2 separate regions of the Homo sapiens genome follow, and region 2 is linked to region 1. Evidence: chromatin loops called from intact Hi-C (ENCODE). Cell type or tissue: heart left ventricle. All regions are shown on one strand. Each heading gives the region's core, and the rest is flanking DNA. Links, peaks and the distances in the headings are about the cores only.

Evidence for each region. A loop is a pair of places that touch in the nucleus more often than their neighbours do. Peaks named below come from ENCODE experiments on the same cell type or tissue, not always from the same donor. Only the 100,000 strongest peaks of a DNase experiment are listed, where the experiment ranks them.
Region 2: it touches region 1 in a loop (2.2-fold over the local background); 12 of 110 quality-filtered maps call a loop at or near these places.

Annotation. Positions count from the first base shown.
Region 1 is chr18:21,390,672-21,399,009 of GRCh38, reverse strand. GREB1L (GREB1 like retinoic acid receptor coactivator) reads right to left here. Exons shown (of 33, transcript NM_001142966.3): 5 at 3,449-3,625. All of the region lies in intron 2 of GREB1L-AS1 (GREB1L antisense RNA 1), which reads left to right. Among named protein-coding and RNA genes, the nearest start is that of GREB1L-AS1, 56 kb to the left of the region's middle. RefSeq lists an enhancer at 7,163-8,015. In heart left ventricle, for the core only: no CTCF peak of the experiment used is centred there; no DNase peak of the experiment used is centred there; H3K27ac peaks cover 271 bases.
Region 2 is chr18:21,439,606-21,447,943 of GRCh38, reverse strand. It overlaps GREB1L (GREB1 like retinoic acid receptor coactivator), which reads right to left. Exons shown (of 33, transcript NM_001142966.3): 8 at 8,307-8,338; 9 at 7,556-7,675; 10 at 6,407-6,544; 11 at 3,535-3,720. The region is part of intron 1 of GREB1L-AS1 (GREB1L antisense RNA 1); the gene reads left to right. Among named protein-coding and RNA genes, the nearest start is that of GREB1L-AS1, 7.3 kb to the left of the region's middle. In heart left ventricle, for the core only: a CTCF peak has its summit at 3,293 (motif pointing right); no DNase peak of the experiment used is centred there.

The DNA.
Region 1 (8,338 bases), core at 71-8,070:
AGTTAACAACATAAAAGAGTTAGAATCCTACAGTCCATTTTAAAAACCCTGTATGGCTTCAGCATTAGCCTTCCTTCAAGGGAGATTTTATCTGCTTGAAGTTCTTGTTGTCATTGAAAACAAAAAATAACACCACTCACAGCCAAATTACCTTCTAGTTTTTCTGGCAATCAAGTCTTCCAATTGCATGGTAGATTTGGGGCACATGCACTACCAACTGGATCAATATATTTTTAAATCAATTCCCCCATGGTCTTTGGAATCTGCATAATTTATATAAAAATTTAGACAAATTGATATTTGAATCCACAGGGGTTCCAGAATAGTGGAAGCTTAAACATTTTTCCACTATATTTTAATGCATACGAAAATCATCCACTTTAAGTAAGAAATGTTGGATGAAAGTTTTTGGACAAGAGTATCAAACATGTAAAAATCCCAGCAATGTGTTTATTTAAGAAAAACCTGCCATTTTGTTATTGCACCACACTTTTACATGGAGAAGTGGTTAGTAAAAAATTATGTCCACTTACAAGGCTAGAGAAAGTAAGCAAGGTTCCAAGTCTGTAAGGGTATTTAATAAATACAATAGTAAATAACTGCCATTTGAAGAGCAAATACTATGTCCCAAGCACTGTGCTGGGTGGGTGCTTTAAGGACATCATCTCATTTGATCTTTATGACCCGGCAAGGTAGGCGTTAATGGCCCCATTATATGCATGAGCAATCTAAGACTTTAAGTTCTTAAAATACTTGCTGAAGTTCTTAAAGTACTAAGTGACAAATCTGGGATTAGAACACAGTTCTGATTCTAAAGCACATGGTCTTTGGTCTCACTCCTAATTTCTAAGGATTATGAAGTCTATTATACTGATGGTGTTTTCTGTGTCTTTTCCATGACATATTCTAAGAGGATTCTCTAGTCACAAAGAATCATTGAACAAAAAATGCATTATGAGAGATTTTCATTGTCGACAGTCAGAGCCACACCTGAACTGTTTATCATTAGATGAGACGATAATGCTTTTCAAATGCTAAAAAGTTTTCTGAAGTTGTTCTACTACAGCCTACTAGGTAGTAAGCTCTGTGAGGAACAGGACTGAGTCTTTTAACTGTTGTGTCCCTACGTAAGAGCCTCGTGTGATTTCTGTCACACAGTACATCCTGAATAAATACTGCTGAATGAAAAAACGAGTAGTTGGATCTTCACTGCTAATTTACTCCAGCATATTAGATTTATCATTAGACTTCTATATTAAACCATCTGCTCAATTTCACTAAACAAAGTGAAAACGTTTTTTCTTTTTTTCTGAGACAGTCTCACTCTGTCGCCCAGCCTAGAGTGCAGGGGCGCCATCTTGGCTCACTGCAAGCTCCACCTCCCGGGTTCACGCTATTCTCCTGCCTCAGCCTCCCGAGTAGCTGGGACTACAAGCGCCACCACGCCCAGCTAATTATTATTATTATTTTTTTTTTTTTTTTTTTGAGACGGAGTCTCGCTCTGTCCCCCAGGCTGGAGTGCAGTGGCGCGATCTCCGCTAACTGCAAGCTCTGCCTCCCGGGTTCACGCCATTCTCCTGCCTCAGCCTCCCAAGTAGCTGGGACTGCAGGCACCCACCACCACGCCCGGCTAATTTTTGGTAGAGACGGGGTTTTTTTTAGTAGAGACGGGGTTTTTTTTAGTAGAGACGGGGTTTCACCATGTTAGCCAGAGGTCTCGATCTCCTGACCTCATGATCCGCCCACCTCGACCTCCCAAAGTGCTGGGATTACAGACGTGAGCCACCGTGCCAGGCCGAAAATGTTCTTTTTTTATGAGAGCCTTATAAAAAATGAAAATTACCATTTCTTTTCCTATGAACCATAAAAAGTCTTTAAGCTATAATTTAAGGAACTTCTATAAAGCGTGTGCAGGCTCACTTATTGATCAGTGTATTGCTAGACTTTCTGATGACACTATATAACTAGGAAGAATGTATCAAACTACAAAAATAAATACACATCATGATCAATACAATATTTGAATTCATTGCTCTATTCTTTTTCCTTTTTACTGATATTTGTGCCTGAAACATGATTTCATCTATAGTAAGACAAATTCTGAGAAACAAAAACAACAGTAGAGAAATGGCAGCAGTAGAAAAGCAACAAATCTCATGTGCTCTCTTATCTTTTTAATTATTTAAAATAAAATAAATCAAGTCTGTTATTTCTTGTGATATAGGGAAGCTATGTTGTGAAAAAGCCCAGACTCTAATATCAGAAAGTAAAATAATTCTAGATAAAGTCATTTACATTTTATATCATATAGATAGAAATATAAAGATACATAGTCCTAGTTATTTTGGGTGAACTAATGTTAAATATAAAGTGAGAATCACATCACACAAGTATAGATAGAAATATCTATCTATATGACATTGGAATGAGTGGTATGGAAAAACAACAAATAACTTACAAAGTGAATAATCCACAGATAAATAATTGAGTTGACTTGATATCAGGTCCAATATCAGAGCTGACTTGATATCAATGACTATAGAGAGTGAATTCTCTTTTCTTTATAAAATATTAATTTTTGATAAATTGCATGCTTTTTAAAAATGTCTGGTCAAAAAAGTCATTTAATTAAGCTAAGTGTTTTGAGAATTAATAAAAATGAAAAGGCCGGGCGTGGTGGCTCATGCCTGTAATTCCAGCACTTTGGGAGGCCAAGGCAGGCAGATCATCTGAGGTCAGGAGTTTGAGACCAGCCTGGCCAACATGGTGAAACCCTGTCTTTACTAAAAATACAAAGAGTAGCTGGGCGTGATGGTGGGCGCCTGTAATCCCAGCTACTCGGGAGGCTGAGGCAGGAGGATTGCTTGAACCCAGGAGGCAGAGGTTGCAGTGAGCCGAGATCATGCCACTGCACTCCAGCCTGGGTGACAAGAGCAAAACTCTGTCTCAAAAAAAAGAAAAAAAAAAAAGAAAGAAAATAAATAAATGTTTAAGAAGTTACCGCCTGTAATCCCATCACTTTGGGTGTCCGAGGTGGGCAGATCACGAGGTCAGGGGTTTAAGACCACTCCGGCCAATATGGTGAAGCCCTGTCTCTACTAAAAACACAAAAATTAGCTGGGTGTGGTGGCATGCACCTGTAGTCCCAGCTACTCGGGAGGCTGAGGCAGGAGAATCACTTGAACCTGGGAGGCAGAGGTTGCAGTGAGCCTAGACTGCACCATTGCACTCCAGCCTGGGCGATGGAGCAAGACTTCATCTCAAAAAAAGAAAAAAAGAAAAAAAAAAAAGAAGTTACTAAAAGAAAAAATGTCTCATAATTGAACTAAACTATATAATCCCCAAATAATCCTCTGGTATATTTTTTAAAATTCTGCAGTAGTTTTAAATAAATGTGTATTTTAACTCCCTCATATTGGAAGGAATTTTATAAGCATGAAACACTCACCTAAAAGTGCATTTTTTCCATGATCATCTGGTAGAAATCGCTTGTCCACAGCACAAACTAGGATGTGTTCAGGCAGATTGGGAGACTTGGCCCCCACCAGGAGGAATCCTGCTGGGATGTCAATTTGTTCCATACACAGTGATACCAAACGCAAATCCTTTCCTGCTTGACAAAAACCTAAAAACCAGTTTAAAAAAAAGGACACAGTGAAATGTTTAGTGAGATTATATCTTCTTATCACTCATTTGGAGAGTAGATTTATTTTTGAGAATCACTATTACAGACTAAATTAAAGTCCCTATACCCCTATACTCCAACCAGAAGACAAATCTGCCAAGTGTGGCCCTCTGAACAAAGCTGAAAAGACATTGAAAGGAAATATTTCCGTCTGCTTCGCTTCAGCCAAAGCGACAACTTCATATTTTTTCTTTTTTTTTTCTTTTTTTTTTTTTTTTTGAGATGGAGTCTCGCCCTGTCGCCCAGGCTGGAGTGCAATGGTGGGATCTTGGCTTACTGCAACCTCCACCTCCCAGGTTCAAGTGATTCTCCTGCCTCAGCCTCCCGAGTAGCTGAGATTACAGGCGTGTGCGCCACCACACCCGGCTAATTTTTTTTTTTTTTTTTTTTTTTAGTAGAGATGGAGCTTCCCCATGTTGGCCAGGCTGGTTTCGAACTCCTGACCTCGTGATCCACCCACCTTGGCCTCACAAAGTGCTGGGATTACAGGCGTGAGTCTGGTCAACAAGTGGGGCAATGGTGAATACACAACAAACTTTGAAAACCACGTAGTTTTTATGTGCATGTAATACGATTATTTTACTTCCAATCCAAATTCACTTCTCTAGATGGGTACAGTGTCAGAATAGAGATACTCTTTATTTTCACAGAGGAAAAGACTGAAGCTCAGAATTTGGTGACTCCTAGATGAACGGGCCAAAACTGTTACAGCATTTCACTTTTTACCATGACATGACATGACAAGATGTGACAAAATCTTACATAACCACTTTGTATATCATAATGTATTATATGAATTCATCTGTTCATTGTTTATTAAACAAACATTTGCAACAGATGCTGTCCAAGACCAGGAGATACAGAATTGAACCAAATATAACTTCCTCCAAGAACTCACATTGCAGTCATTTGGAAGAATGTATAAGGAACCAAGAATCACAGACAGTGTTATAGGGAACAGCTACAGTTCTGCTGCAAATCTTCTGGGGAATGATTCCGTCTGTACTCACTGTAATCATATGACTTCCCCAGGGAGTTGTGACACTCCAAATTGATGTGGAGCTAGGACCTGATCCAACTGGGCCACTTTGATAGCCCAACTTTCTGGCCATAGTTGATTGGTCCAAGGGTGGACATATGACATAAACAAGGCCCATCAAAGCCTTTCCCCTAGAAAATCTGAACATGGAGCCAAGGAGAGCATGGCTCAGACTGCTTAGTGCCAGCCCTGTCTCTTGACTTGGGAGGGAACTCCGTCAGCACAGGCAGGAGGCTGAAAGACTGTTCTGGCAGTATCTGGATCCCTCAGCCCGCTGTATCTGCCTTTCCCAAGGTCTGGCCATGAAACCTTTTCTTTGGAATTCTTTCAGTAATTTCTTCATTTTACCTAAGCCATTTTCAGTTGGGTTTCTGTCATTTGCAACCGAGAAAGGCTGAATAAAAGTATGATAAATGCTATTTCAGGCCGGGCGCAGTGGCTCACACCTGTAATCCCAGCACTTTCGGAGGCCGAGGTGGGTGGATCACTTAAGGTTGCGGTTCAAGTCCAGCCTTGCCAACATGGTGAAACCCTTCTCTATTAAAAATACAAAAAAAGGCCGGGCGCGGTGACCCGCACCTGTAATCTCAGCACTTTGGAAGGCAGAAGCGGGCGGATCATGAGGTCAGGAGATCGAGACCATCTTGGCTAACATGGTGAAACCCCGTCTCTACTAAAGATACAAAAAAATTAGCCGGACATGGTGGCAGGCACCTGTAGAGGCGGAGCTTGCAGTGAGCCCAGATCGCGCCACTGCACTCCAGCCTGGGCAACAGAGCGAGGCTCTGTCTCAAAAAACAAACAAACAACAACAACAACAAATTAGCTAGGCATGGTGGCACATGCATGTAATCCCAGCTACTTGGGAGGCTGAGGCAGGGGAATCACTTGAACCAGGGAGGCAGAGGTTGCAGTGAGCCAAGATCGCACCACTGCACTCCAGCCTGGGCAACAGCGTGAGACTTGCTCTCAAGAACAGGGAAAAAAACGCTATTTCAGAAAATTTTGGAAGCAAGGAGGATGCCTACCTCTCCCTACACAAACCCGAGGAGAGCACCATTATCATTGCCCAATACAAAGTAGGGAAAAACCATGCTAGATTCTCCTAGCATCAATTCATGTTATGATTTTAACCAAGTGTCAACAGATAATTGAATGCTATCAGTTACTGGCATGAGAAATAAAAAAGAAAACACCATGAAAACATTGGATGAGGCGAGGTGCAGTGGCTCACGCCTGTAATCCCAGCACTTTGGGAGGCCAAAGAGGCAGATCGCTTGGGTCCAGGAGTTCAAGACCAGTCTAGGCAACAGGGCGAAACCCCATCTCTACAAAAAAATACAAAAATTAGTCGGGCCTGGTGGTGAGTGCTTGTAGTCCCAGCTACCTAGGAGGTTAAGATGGGAGCATCCCTTGAGCTAGGGAGGCAGAGGTTGCAGTGAGCCAGGATTGTGCCATTGTACTCCAGCCTGGGTGACAGAACAAGACCCTGTCTAAATTTTTTTTTTAAAGAAAAAAAATTAAAATTTAAATTTAAAAAAATGGATGAAGCGGTGGGGCATATTAAATTTACCATATAGTTTGGGTCACCAAACCTCAAAAACAAGCCTAATAGAATTGGGAAAAGTCAACAGAAGAAAGAATAAAATTATCAAGACTGCAGGGCTCAATCATTTCAAGCTTATAGATCCCTTTTTAACATTAATAAAAGTCAATTTAAACTCTAAAAGTCAATTTAACTCTAGAAGTTCATGAATTAAGAAAAAATATAAAAACTTATGAATTCTTTAGCAATTTTAAGTGCATCTGCATTTGTTCAAAATATCATTTATATTTATTTGGAAAATAGTCATTAAATATGTCGGTCATATTACTTCGTTTACAAATATTTTTTGGAGCCTATGGATACATGGAACCCATTGGAAAAAAAAAATCTGCTGTGTCCACCCACCTCTATTAAGGAACAGGGCTCACAGGTTTGAAAGTTGGGAATTGATGATGATGATGATGGCAGCTAAAACTTATGGAGCACTTGCCATAGCCAGGCACAGTGCTAAATACTATATAGATTACCTTATTCAATGCACTCAACACTCAAGACTGGTACTAACCCTGTAGATAATCTTTCTTGTACAGCATGAATATCAAACAGTATATGAATAAACTGATCTAAGTAGGCCAGGTGCAATGGCTCACGCCTGTAATCCCAACACTTTGGGAGGCTGAGGCGGGTGGATCACCTGAGGTCAGGAGTTCGAGTCCAGCCTGGCCAACATGGCGAAATCTTGTCTCTACTAAAAATACAAACATTAGCTGGGGGTGGTGGCATGGACCTGTAGTCCCAGGCACTCGGGAGGCTGAGGCAGGAGAATTGCTTGAACCTAGGAGGCAGAGGTTGCAGTGAGCCGAGATTGCACCACTGCACTCCAGCCTGGGCAACAAGAGTGAAACTCTGTCTCAAAATAAATAAATAAATAAACAAACAAACCAATCTAAAATTACTTTCTATTTAAAATCAAGTCCTTATCACATGCCATGTAATGACAGAATTAATTTTTAAATCTCTGAATTCAAAAGATTACACACTATTATAAGAGACATTTGTGAGTCAACGATTGAGGAACACAGATCTGTTCTAACCTCTTTAATATGTAAATGAAAGAAGGGCCCCAAGAGACTAAGAAAGTGGCCCAAGGCCAAATACTCAACCACCAGAAACAGTAGATCCAGAACCCAGGTCTCTTAACTCCTAATTAACTGCTCCTTTGACCTCATTAACACCTCTCTGACTCATATACAGTCATTTATCACTTAACCACATGGATGCATTCTAAGAGGCGATTTTGTTGTGTGAACATCATAGAGTGTACTTTCACACACCCAGATGATACAGCCTACCACACATGTAGGCTAGATGGTATAGCCTAATGCCCCTAGGCTACAAACCTGGATAGCATTCTATTGTACTGAATACTATAGGCAGTTGTAACACAATGGTTAAGTATTTGTGTATCTAAACATATGTAAACACAGAAAAGGCACAGTGAAAATACGATATAAAAGATAAAAAATGACACACCTGTATAAGTCACTTAAAACAGAGCTTGCAGGACTGGAAGTTGCTCTGGGTGAGTCAGTGAGTGAGTAATGAGTGAATGTGAAGGCCTAGGACATTACTGTACACTTTGTAAATGCTGTACCCTTAGGCTACACTAAATTTACTAAAATGTTTTTTTCTTCAATAATAAATTAACCTTAGCTTACTGTAACTTTTTAACTTTATCACCTTTTTAACTTTTAAAAACCTTCTGATTCATAATAAAACTTAAAACACAAACACTTTGTATAGCTGTATAAAAACGTTTTCTTTCTTATATCCTTATTCTATAAGGCTTTTTTGTATTAAAATTTTTGTTTTGTTTTGTTTTTTACTTTTTAAACTTTTTTTGTTGGCCTGGCGCGGTGGCTCACGCCTGTAATCCCAGCACTTTGGGAGGCCAAGGCGGGTGGATCACAAGGTCAAGAGATTGAGACCATCCTGGCCAATATGGTGAAACCCCATCTCTACTAAAAATACAAAAATTAGCTGGGCATGGTGGTGGGCGCCTGTAGTC
Region 2 (8,338 bases), core at 150-8,149, 49 kb before region 1:
TATCCACCCTATTCAGCCTCCCAAAGTGTTGGGATTACAGGTGTGAGCCACCGTGCCTGGCCTCTACTGTCCTCAAAAAACTTGCTGGGAATGTGGAGGGATGCTCTTTAAAAAAAAATCACCTAGGAGCCACCAAGATGTCTGATCTTCATTCAGCTTTATCAAATTGGCATCATGGTTAATTGTCACTAGGTAAACACTTTTCAGTGAGCTCAAAGTGGATAGAAGGTGGTCATTTATTTAACGCTTTCTTCCACCAGAACATGACAGCTGAAAAGCAGGTGGCCCTGGCTGTCTCCAATTCCCTACCGTCTTTCATTAACAACCTGAAAGCTCAGGGGCCTGGTTAGTAGTCCATAAGACTCACTCCAGGACTAAGTAACATATTCTATCAGGAGGCATAATTAATTGAAAGCACAAAGGCATTCTGGGAAAATAAAATTACTAAACATGTTCACAACATCCTTTGTTGCCTTAAAGCTCGCTTTTATACAGTTTTGACTGATGTACAATTAGGAATCAAGAAGTGGAGGAAAAGGTATTAAGTTTAAATGAGGTAAGAGACTTCTTAGAGTAAAATGCCTTGTTTCCAAAAATCAACTATCACTTTTTCATCCTCAGCCTTTTAAAAAAATTTTTTTTTTAAATTTTTTTAATTAGAGACAGGGTCTCTGTCTGTCTGCCAGGCTGGAGTACAGTGGCACAATCATAGCTCACTGCAGTTCTGAACTTCTGGGCTCAAGTGATCCTTCTGCCTCAGCCTCCCAAGGTGCTGAGATTACAAGCGTGAGCCACCACACCCAGTACCTCATCCTCAGCCTTTACAATTACATTGCAGGTGTCTTTTCTCCACTTTCGCAAGCTTGATAACAATAATCTTTTCCTTCAAGTGCTGATCTCCAATAACTTAGGTTAGCTGAGGTATCAGTTTTAATGACTTTTCAGAAAGAACTACCTTAATAGGAAAAGTCAAGGTTTAAATAGACTCAGAGCCTTACAAGAATCTCTGGATTTGCTGATTTCATTATCTACTTCAAAGATTTTCTGACTGTGAAATGACTGAGATTTTTTAAAAGTGACTGTAGTGAAGAGGTATGGTTCCTTCTGAAGAATCTTGCTTTTCTTCTTCTCTGATACCTCTAAGTAACTGAGCCGCTGAAGTATTAAAAATCCTTTTAGAAGTTTAGATTTATTTTTTTAAATGTCTATAATCTATGCCATATGTGAAACTATTCTTGCTTGCCTTCTTGAAACCTCCAGAGGCAAGAAATAAAGAAATAAATAAATAATAAATAAATAAAGGACTCCAGAACAGTTGTTGAGGGATAGAGATGTCTCAATGTACAAAGCTTAGGTTTTAAAAGAGAAATAGCTATTCATGTATATCGAGAGGCCTAACTGATTGACTGCAAGTCAAATTCAGGAAAGAACTGATCCTGCAGGTCAGAGAAGAATCTGTGTAATTAAATTGAAATTGTTTCTTTTTTTCTTTTCTTTTCTTTTTCTTTACAAAAGATAAGAGCATTTAGTACTTTAAGAAAAGATATCTTATTTTGACCACTTGGTTCATTTAATTAAATTAGACTCCGATTTTAAAAATTGCTATTAAGATTGAAAAGGAGGCCGGGCGTGGTGACTCATGCCTGTAATCCCAACTTTGGGAGCCCAAGGCAGGTGGATCACCTGAGATCAGGAGTTTGAGACCAGCCTGGCCAACATGGTGAAACCCTGTCTCTACTAAAAATACAAAAATTAGCAGGGTGTGGTGGTTCACGCCTGTAGTCCCAGCTACTCGGGAGGCTGAGACATGAGAATTGCTTGAACATGGGAGGTGGTGGTTGCAGTGAGTCGAGATCGCACCACTGCACTCCAGCCTGGGAAACAGAGTGAGACTCGGTCTCAAAACAAACAAACAAATAATCAAACAAACAAACAAACTGAAAAAGAGTGCTATAGTGATTTTCTTGGTTGGCTATATCATCACTTTATGAAGCCTGGTTTTACTAATTCTGGGTGCATTTAGAAGTTGGCTTTAGATCTTAGAACACAGTCTATAATCTAATTTCAGTATGTAGCAATTAAAATTATGTCATCAAATGAGCTGTGGACCCAGATGAGCTTTATAATTGTATTACCTTTCAATAAGCATCATTAGTAAGTCCTAGGTTTATCATGAAATTGGTGCCTTGTAAATTTCAAAAGGCCATGTCGAAGCAGAGGCCAAGTCAAGGCAGCCTCTCAGGGCACAGAGTTCTAGTCAAGATTGCTAGCTAATGCACCAAACACTGAATATGCCCTAATAAAGCTTTTTTCTTTCTTTTAAAGTTATTTAGTCCAGTGTTTTTATTATCTCCTAACACTGAAGTATTTTCTAAAATTAAAAAATTTCACAAGAGTGCATACTAATATTTTTATGTGTAATTTTACATCTCAAATATTTTTTTCTTTTCTTTTCTTTTCTTTTTTTTTGAGATGGAGTTTCACTCTTGTTGCCCAAGCTGGAGTGCAATGACGTGATCTGGGCTCACTGCAACCTCCGCCTCCCGGGTTCAAGCAATTCTTTTGCCTCAGCCTCCTGAGTAGCTGGGATTACAGGCATGCGCCACCACGCCCAGCTAATTTTGTATTTTTAGTAGAGATGGGGTTTCTCCATGTTGGTCAGGCTGGTCTCGAACTCCCCACCTCAGGTGATCCGCCCACCTTGGCCTCCCAAAGTGTTGGGATCACGGGCGTGAGCCACCGTGCCCGGCCACATCTCAAATATTTTTCTAAGTAAATCAGTGGCTTGAAGTGATAGAGTGAGTGTATAATTAGATGGCCTACTGCCATTTGCAAAATAAAGGACATTTCGATGTAAATGCTGCTAAGCCACTCTAGTATTGTCAGGGCACCTGCATACACCCACTTTGGGGCTTCGGAGAATATATCAGATAGAGGAAGTGAAGGGTTCATGACCTACATATCCCCCTTACCCTATAGCTTAAAGACCTTCCAGGGAGGTCCACAGTTATGACCTCAATGATGGAAAGCACGATGGGACTCCATCAAAGGGGTGTAGCTGGAGAAGAAAAAAAATGGGTGTAGGGCCAGTGGATAAACAAGATAAAAAGGCTAAGTGGAAAACTGGAAAATAATTGTTTAAGACAATGGCTGTGTTTGCACTCCAGATGGTAGGTGCACTTTCAGAAAGGTGGCCTGGCCAAGCTCCCCAGAGAAGGGGTGCTCAAGGCACAACCCTTTAAGGTTCTGCCTACCTTAACTACTTTGGAGACCTTTGCAGCATCATGAGACTGGACACTAGGTGGTGCAATTCATCTCCTCTAGGACCCAAAGAAGAGGAAAGGAAAGGAGTAGAAAAGAAATGAAGGAGAGGAAAGGGAAAAGTTACAGAGAATGGGGTTGAAGGGAAAGAACATTAGAAGCGAAAGAGGGAAAATAAGAGATAGGAGGATAAATGTGAGAAAGAAAGAAAAAGTACATCACAAAAAATCCTCAAAAGTAGTCACCAGCAAATGATTATGGAAAATGACTTACCCAGCCGCACAAGATACTGTATCGTCAGAAGAATCATGTTTTCCACGCTCAGAAATTGGCTGCCGGTCAACCCTAATTTTTCCAAATCTTTGTTTTCCAACTGTGGAATCTTGTAGCAATTCACCAGCAGAGGACTCACAACAATGTCACCAACATTTCCATAGAAATAGGGTAAAGTGCCATAGCCTGTCCCAATAGAAGCAGGTCAGTACAGTTCAACATTTCTTTTTATGGTCCAACCAGGTACACTTGCTCAACGACGATCAAAGCTGCTTAACAAAATTCCCTGCCCTCTGAGATAGCTACCAAACAAATCACTCAAACATATCAATCCCAGGGAATTCACTTGGATGCTCCAAATTCTATCCTTATATTAAGTTAAATGAACAGGAAAGAAAATACAGTTGGCCCTCTATGTCTGTGGGTTCCACGTTCAATCAACCGTGGACTGAAATAGTCAGAAGAAAAAATTCCACAAAGTTCCAAGAAGTGAAACTTGAATTTGCTGTGGGCTGAGTAGTACACTGAATTCATGTGAATGACGTGATGTGTAGGCACTGTATTAAGTATTACAAGCAATGGAGAGGTGGTTTAATGTATATGGGAGGATGTGCATAGGTTATATGCAAATACTGTGCCATTTTATATGAGGGACTTGAGGATATTCGATTTGATATGGGACGGGGCCTGGAATCAATCCCCCAGGGATACTAAGGGACAACTGTACTCATATTATCTCTGTTTCTCATGGAAGGAACATGTTAATATTTTGCTGGAAGACTGATGAGTTTGCAAAACATGTCTGTATCCTCTGTAAAACTGCAATGATAAAATATTTCTGATAAAGTCCCTGATCAAGTTTATTTTCAGATAAGAAATCAGAAAACAAACAAATGACAATATGGCTGGGCAAGGTGGCTCACGCCTATAATCCCCGCACTTTGGGAGGCCCAGGCGGGTGGATCACCTGAGGTCGGGAGTTTGAGACCAGCCTGGCCAACATTTTCACCTTTAGTAGAGGCGAAACCCAGCCTCTACTAAAAGTACAAAAATTAGCCAGGCATGGTGGCATGCAACTACATGGGAGGCTGAGGCAGGAGAATCGCTTGAACCCAGGAGGCAGAGGTTGCAGTGAGCCGAGATCGCGCCACTGCACTCCCGCCTGAGCCACAGAGAGAGACTCCGTCTCAAAAACAAAAAACACTGGCCAGGTGGGGTGCAGCTCACGCCTATAATCCCAGCACTTTGGGAGGCTGAGGCAGGCAGATTGCTTGAGGTCAGGAGTTGAGACCAGCCTGGCCAACATGATGAAACCCCATCTCTACTAAAAATACAAAACTAGGCTGAGCGTGGTGGTGCACGCTCGTAATCTCAGCTACTCAGGAGGCAGAAGAATCACTTGAACCCAGGAGGCGGAGCTTGCAGTGAGCAGAGATTGTGCCACTGCACTCCAGCCTGAGTGACAGAGCAAGACTCTGTCTCAAAAAACAATGACAAAAAACAAAAACAGAAACAAATGACAATACATGTTTCACTTCCTGAGATTTCCTTTCCTTTCCCCTTTCCTTTCCTTTCTGACACTATCCACCTGGAGATATTCCTGAGATTTTCTTTAAAAAAAAAAAAAAAAAGTAAGCTAAATTCATTGATTAATAGCAAGATTCTTCTAGTTTCAGGTGCTTGGAGATCCCTGTTCCTTTGTTATCTTAGCTATTTTTGTGAGGTTGTCTTCCTAAATGTCAGTAAACAGTCTCAAATTGTTTTGAAATAGATAGGATAAAATATGTCCAAAATATGCTCTGTTTTGGTGGTTGATGGAGAGGATAGTCCCTCTGTGAGACTTTCTAAAAGGCAGGCACCAAAGGACCAAAGGGTCCCACGTTCTATGCATCTTTCCAAAGCTTAGTGGCACTATGTTAATGTTCAAAAAGAGCTTCCTAATCTATACAGCATTTAAGCAACTGGGATCCCCTCAGTACCTACAGATCTAGGATTAGCAGATAAAGCAACCAGGTAAAGGACATGACTCCAAGCAAAACCATCCAATTAGGCAGGCTCAGGCCAACCCAAAAAGCAAATAACACTGCATGTAAACACACCCTAAAGATGTGGGGAACTTAAACACCCTATCTATTTTGTCCTTAAGGTAGAGCAAGCAGTCTCCTTCTGGCCTAGGCCAGCCCTAAACCAAGGAGTCTCCTGAAATGGGTATGAAAAGCACTAAGTTAGTCCTGGAATGTAGGGACCCCTAAATGTCTATACCTCCACTTGTAGACCACCTGGAAGGACTCAGCCTCCTCAAAGATGCTAAGGTTCAGACCTGCAACTGTAGGGCCTCTTGGTTCTCTTGAGTAGGGTCTTTCAGCTGGCTTGGCTTGTTTCATTTCTTTGTGGTTTGGCTCCCTTTGACTGGAATGTCTCCTCCCTGACCTTGTCCACTTTGACCAACCTTCAGGACCCAGCTTAACCAACACCTCTGGGAAGTCTTCTCAGATCCCTCCAGGCAGAGGTAAGCCCTCTCTCAGAGCTCTGAGTTCTGGTTGCTCCTGGTTGTGAACCTCTAAGGAGCTCACATGTCACAGTGTGCTATAATGGTATCGCCCATGTGTTGTAATGCTTATTTACCAACGCTGGTGGCTCATGCGAGGTGAGACTCCCCCACTAAACAGTGCTCCTTGAGGGCAAAAAGACTTTGCCTTATCCTCAGCTCCTAATCACATGTTTAATATAGCATGAAAGAGCTGACCAATAAAAGCTGACAGAATCAACAGATGGATGAATATCTTCATGAATACATGAAAAAACACAATGAAATGGAAAAACACTCCTAGATTCCAGCAGACACAGGCAACTTGGAATTCCATTACCTTACCTATCAGAATTACTGGTCTAACTCCTGAGTTACTCAGCAGGTTTTCAGGAACAATTACAGTTTCCCCTGCAGGAATGGGCCTGGGTTGTAAAATTCCAGTTAGTGGGGTCTGTGGAACTGGGGCAGATAAAAGGGGCTCTGGAAAAAAAAAAGTTTGACAAGAAAGATGGCGTGAAAACTAAATGAAATACAATAGAAAGCAATGCAGTTTTAATACTTTTAACAGAGAAGCATTAGAAATCTAATGGTTTGTTGTGTTTTTCATTAGGTTTATTGTGTAAAGTGATAAGTGAAAAAAACAAAAGGAGAAAAAAAATTAACCATAATCATAACATGTGGCTACAACTACTATTTAGCATTTTGCTGATTTTCCTTCCAGTTGTTTTTTCCATATGCAATATTTTGGATCCTGTTTGGTATCTTAGCTTTCCCCCCAAGATTATCAAAGGCATATATCTGTTCATTACATACATTTTGAAAGGTATAGAAAAGTGTGAAGAAGGATGAACTCATCATTAACCAGTACTACCTACAAGCAACCATAGTGACAGACTGGCATAATTATTTGTGTATATAAGATGTCTATGTAGTCTTTAAAACTATTTATTTAAACAAACATTTAAATAACTCATTTATGTCTTAAAACCAGTATATTTACAATTGTCTGTGGTTTGTTCAGCAAGGTAGACAAATGTTTGAACTGTGGATACCAAATGGCTACAGTTAGGTGTTCTGAAAGAGAGCCAGTTGGTTTTGGTTTTTCAGGTTTCTAGCCACAGACTGAACCATCCAGGTCAGAAATAATAAGCGTGGGTCACATAAAGAACCAGATAACAGCAGGGAAAATCTAACACCACTACTAGCAAAACAAGTCCATATATGCTCTATGATGGTGGGTTGGTAGCATTGTGTCCCATATAACGAATGGCTTTTCAATGCTATGGGTTGAAATTAAGCCAAAGGTTGAATTCAGATCAGTTGTAATGATCTTGTGCATGTAGGGAAGGCAAATGTGATCGGGACAAAACATTAGCTACTATCAATATCCTCATATAACTCATTGTCAAGAATTCAGGGAAAGAATGGAAGTAGAAGATATCTCTGCTAATTAAAAACACACTTACAATCCATCTTCTGTTAAAATCTTACCCGTTCTTGAAAGAGGGCGAACTGTAGGGACAGGTACAACTAAGCCAGGTTGGGGGAGAGGTGACCCAGGATACCATCCCCGGTGTCGTTTCTTTGGTGGCCCAGAAATGAACATGGTAGCTGAAGACAAACAAAAAAACAAAAAAAAGAGATAGTCTTGTTCTCAGCCATGTGGAAGAAAGGAAAGAACGCCAGAGTAATATAAGTAATACAGAACCTTTAATTTGATTATACTCAGAAAGTCTAAATCACTCCTTTAGAGGTAAAGTTTAAAAAAAAGCCACATTAGTAACCTAACATTACAATAACAGCCACTTAACATCTGTATGTTGTTTTACAGTTCCCAAGTTTATGTAGGTTATTTCATTTGATTCTACCCACAACCTTGTGGAGTTGTAGGGCAAATATTGTTGTTATACCCATTTTGTAAAAGGAGAAAGGAAAGTTCAGATTTGTTCAGGATCACACAACAGAGAACTTTGAATCCTGTACTTTAATCAGCTAAACCCATGGTTTTTCAAGACACTTCCTTATACATTTGTTTCAACATTATTTCCCAGTTAGGTCATCCACATAGAATCCCAAGATATTTACTCATTACTGTTCACACCAATTACAAACTTTCAAAACACTGTATGACGAACTGAGAAAAAACTCTAGAGTGTGTTGCCAGATAATTCATTACAAAATCTGGAGCACTTGTAACCACTGGTAAGTGCATTATTACAAAACTCTACGACAGGCATTGTACCTTGATCTCCTGATGCATAGCTAGGTCGTGGT